Linked DNA regions of Homo sapiens: region 1 is linked to region 2. A link is a loop called in an ENCODE intact Hi-C map of the cell type or tissue named here. Cell type or tissue: A673. All regions are shown on one strand.

Region 1 (2,500 bases), 83 kb after region 2:
ACTGTACATTACATTCCTGAGCCACATGTTTGTTATAAATGCAGTCTGGTGACTTTTTACTCTTGAGGGCAGCCACACTCCAATAAAGGTTTGGTCTTCATGACATAAGGTGAAGTTCAATGATAAGAGTTAGCTGATAACATTTGAAATTATTGAATTTGGAATCCAAGTAAAGAAACAGCTAATAAGGAATATATCTTTATCCTTTTATTCTAAATTCTCAGAATTAGCTTCCATGTCACCCATTTTCCCCAGAAAATCAGCCAACTCTTGTAACCAATTTGTGTGTCACAGGTGTTAGAGAAGGGTACTCTTTTGGCTCTATTTCTCATTTCATTTCATTTTCATTTGTTGGGGCATGTATAATTAAGTTTACCTGCTCTTCCCCAGAAGGCAATTATTGGTTTAGATTGCCTTATAATTGTCTCAGGTCTTTAATGGCTTCGCTGATATTTAGCAGTGTTGCTCCTGTTTCCTCTTTTATTTTAAACCATTTGTCCTTTTTGTTTTACCCTGACATTGATCTGTGTTGTTCCTCTCTGCAAACAAAAGAACCAACATCCCACATTGCATAAACATTTGTGTCACACTTTCCTCTCGAAATTAGTATTCTTTTAAACTGGTTAACACATTTGTACTGTCTCTGACACCTTTAACTATGACAACTATGAAACAAAATAGTGAACAGTGAACAAACACATCACTGAAAACCGATTAGATTAATTACTATTCGGGACAGTGCTTAGATTAATTATTTTGTTTGTGTAGTATGTTCGTTAAGTGGTTGCCTGATTGCTGCTTAGAAGATTGATTGCTTCTTACATTTACCTTGTGGATTCTGTGGGGAAAATATCTTTTAGGATTCATCACTTCTCAAAGCCCAGGGGGCTTTGTTGACATGAGAATGCTCCAGTAAAGCTGTAAAATGGAGAACCAACTGAGGAAAATGTGTTCTTTAAATAAACACCTACAGTGGTGGCTAGAGTAGCCATCAGATCTGTTTAACATCAGGAGAAACAACTGATGATAAAATTGAGTTAATACGAACTATACAATCTGAAAACCCAGCACACCAGCTGGATTGTAAAATTGAGGTGAATAAGCACTTACCAAGATTTTCTCTGTATCCAGTAAGCTAAAATAACAAAGTCTTGGTGACTTTATGCTCATTTTACCTCTTGACTGTCATGTACCTCACTTCCCAGTAGCAGCCGCATGAGGACTGCTGCTGCTACTGCTGTTTGAGTCTGCCCTGGCAATGGGGCTCAAGAGCTCCCCGGGCTCCTTCTGAAGAATCCACACCACTGCCCTTTGAGGCGCTTGCCTCGCTGTAGGAAACTTCATGGGGTTATGTGATGCATAAGAGCATGCATTATCTACTGTGTTCAAGGGGTGACTGCCTGCACTAGGAAAGGATTTATGATAATAGGATTTTGTGCAATGGGGAATCGTAACAAATTTAAATAGAAGAGTACTTTTGAAAGAAAAAAAATGAGTTGAGGATTAAAAATAGAACAGACTTTTGTTTAGTGAAAGACTGAGCTAATCTCTCCATTTGGGGACACAAAAATACATTGCTTGCCCATGATTGTGTATTATACCTATCTGTGACTTTGAATGCTTATGGCGGTATTAGACACACAGCTTTAGTATTCAAAGAGGCTTCATACATCCCTGCCAAAAATACTGTACCTTTGTCCAGAAGAGAAAGACTAAAGAATCTTTCTATGCTTCTAGTCTTTTGACCTTAATATTTGCATCTATTAATTATATTCATAAACAACTACAACACAATTACACAAAATACTTAGATGTAGGGCACTGAAAATACCTAGGACTTTTAATACTATAGATTAAAACTAAGGAAGCATTATAACTAATATGCATCCCAGCAAATGAGAAGGAAATAACCAAAATAGTAAAATAATTAAAATAAAAGTTGCCTCATGTTTTAATCAGTCTTCCCTCTGTAGCTTGAGATTTCAGAAGGTAAGCTATTTACAAACATAAAATGTTTTTAGCATTTAAAATCATTTTGAACTTAAGATTATTAAACATCGTAACCATCATGTCATTATGGCAAAGATAGTTTTCCTCCATAAAGACACAGTCATTGCCCAAAGGAGAAGCAGCCAAGAGCATAGGTATTAGGACAGTGATAAATGAGAGGATGAGAGATGGAGTGGTTGTTTGTGATTTGGTTGGCTTTCTACAATGGTGCAAAGACTGAAATAAAAGGAAATGCATTAGCCCAGATGAAAATATATTTAAGGCCTTTTTGATTAAGTTCTTCTTTTCCTGTGTGACTTGAAAGCTGAAACTCGATGAGAATTAATTTTTTAAACATCTTTCTTTCTCATTAACTGCCCTTTTGTCTCTTTGAAGATACCTGTCTATGTTCCAGTCGAATACGAAATTCTAGTAATTCAAGTTTTTCAACTTACCACCCACATTCCTGGATTCTGACAGACAGTGGGGCTGAGACTATTGTGGGGATAAA
Region 2 (2,500 bases):
AAATATCTTCACGGAGACACCTGGATTAATGTTTGGCAGAGTAACTGGTGACTGTAGCCTAGACGAGTTGATGCATCAAAAAGACCATCACCTCTACTTTTTAGGAATACTAAGAAAATTATTTTTAAAGTGGATTATTGATTAAGGCTTCTTACGTAAAAATAACTTAGACCTAAAGGAAGTAAAAATGAAAGGGAGTTTGAGCCTAAGGAAGATAAATAAGTTATTTCTTTTTTTCTTGGGCCACATCAATGTCATGTATGAAAATTCAAATGAGTAGCAAATTTTAGTACCCATCTATTATTTTATTTATCTTTATGATCATCCTGTGGATGATATACTAGGTTAAGGGAAGTCTGTTCAAAATTGATTAGCAGTCTTAAAAAAATGACAAATGTATTAATTACAAGCAAAAAATTTTTGTCACTGATGATACTGGTAAAAGAAAATAATTATTTAAATGGCAGATTTAGCATCATTAGTATTAATAACCAGATATAAATGGAACATAATTATTGCTGCTGATAATCTAAACCCATTGGAAGTGGATTAATTGGATAGATTATTTGGTATTTATATGTTTTGTTTTAATAGTAGCTATTGTATTGAATGTGATTTTTCTTGAGGGGGAAAAAAAAGAATAAAAAATGGAATAAAAGTAGCTATTATAAGCTAAGTTCCAAAAACACATTATAATTTATTAAGTTACCATTGCTGACTCCATAATCAAATATAGGCAGTCATTAAAGAATATATTCAAGCTTGCAATTCCCTTTTCTTTCTTTGGAACTCTTTAATCAGAATAGTAGATTCTAGTAAAGAATGCATTCTTCATATCTTAATAATGGGACCATCAATACTTATAGCATCGTACAAATATTTAGTGTCCCAATCCACATTTTAATAAGACAAAATTTTATTGTGCTGAAATCTAGCCTTTAGTATGTGGTAAAATCAGATTGACTCATCTTATTTTGTCAGGTCAAAACCAGATACAGTTTTTAGCATGACATTTTCTATATTTCAAATCAATACCATACTCTGTGCCCTTTTTAATATTTAAAAATATTAATGGCTAAGTTATTGATGTATAAAAATGCTCAGTAAATATTTTTCCTTTTCCACCTTATATTTTTTGAGTTGAGTTTCAACACATCACAATTTTTCACCCCCAAAAAAGTTTTCATTTTTTCTCATTGTATGTGTGTGTGTATATATATATTTATAATGATAACCCTTGCTCATTTTCCATGTCCATTCTATACTAGCTCTGAGTTTTGCACTTAGATTCCTTCCGTCCTTCAGCAAACAGCTTTTTCTCTTCCTCCTGGCCTTTCACTGTCTCCTCACAGCCATTGGCAGACAGCACTGGAAGGACTTTTATGACTTGAGATTCAAGTTTTTCTCTCTCAAGGAGTCTGGATGACTCAAAGACACTGGGTTCTTTTTCGGTCTCCTCAGCAGCCAGTGGTCTGCCATTGTGTGTGCCAGCAGGAGACTTAGAAGCTTCCAGACTGCCCTGTGTGTGGAACCTCCATGGGGCTCTGTACTGCAGTCGTCCTCAGTATTAGTCACTGCACACCGGCTGCATTTATCGCTCTAAAATCCATTTCTCTGCCCCTCACAGACATAACTGCCATCCACCCTCTGAAAACCTGCAGTATTTCTGGAGATTCTGCAGTGACAACTGTTCACTTTATCTAAGTCAATATGTTTGCTGAAAGCTGACCAGAGTTACCAGCGATTTCCTAGTCTCACATTCACATTGAAACATAGGATACTTTTACCAACAGCCTGGATTTTTTCCCCTTTTTTTTTGTTTTCCTTGGTTTTTTATTTTTTATTTTTATTTTTTATTTTTTTTGAGATGGCAAGTGAGAAATCTAGGAGTTTTTAGAATGAAATGTTAACTTACTTTTAGTCTGTTTTTTATTCTTTTGCCAGTTTGACAATCTAGCATATATGCTATTTATTCACTTCAGTTGCTACATGCTATTCAGATAACCACCTGACTACGTATGCCAAGCATTTTGCCCCTTGCTTATTTAATCCTCAAACAGTTGTATGACATAGGTATTATTATCCTCGAAACACTTGAGAACACTGAGACTCAGAGAGCTCAAAGGGTGTTGTCTATCACGACAAAGCTAATGAAGGACTGAGCTGAGATTCATCCCAGTTTCAAAACCTATACTCTGCCAAGGGAATTCTTGGGGACCTTAGCATAAATTATTAACAGCTAACCTCTGTCAAACATCAACTGCATATCAGGCACTATTGTAAGACTTTTATATGTGTTCATTCATAACCATCTCAATGATTAGGTACTATAATTGACCCCACTTTTCAAATGCGGAAGGTAGGACACAGAAAAATTACAAAATCCGTCCAAAGTCCCACAATTAGCAAAAATCTTGGCAGTCTGGTTTCTGACTCCTTATGTTTACCCTGCATCCCATAATGTGTGAAGTTAAGTTGCAGAGTCCAAGACTTAAAATTG

What was found. Peaks named below come from ENCODE experiments on the same cell type or tissue, not always from the same donor. Only the 100,000 strongest peaks of a DNase experiment are listed, where the experiment ranks them.
Region 1: it touches region 2 in a loop (4-fold over the local background); 1 of 110 quality-filtered maps calls a loop at or near these places.

What each region holds. Positions count from the first base shown.
Region 1 is chr1:107,253,224-107,255,723 of GRCh38, forward strand. All of the region lies in intron 2 of NTNG1 (netrin G1), which reads left to right. Among named protein-coding and RNA genes, the nearest start is that of NTNG1, 110 kb to the left of the region's middle. In A673, a CTCF peak has its summit at 1,234; a DNase peak (open chromatin) is centred at 1,318; H3K4me3 peaks cover 1,536 bases; H3K27ac peaks cover 2,500 bases.
Region 2 is chr1:107,170,088-107,172,587 of GRCh38, forward strand. The region is part of intron 2 of NTNG1 (netrin G1); the gene reads left to right. Among named protein-coding and RNA genes, the nearest start is that of NTNG1, 30 kb to the left of the region's middle. In A673, no CTCF peak of the experiment used is centred here; a DNase peak (open chromatin) is centred at 1,474; H3K4me3 peaks cover 585 bases; H3K27ac peaks cover 1,477 bases.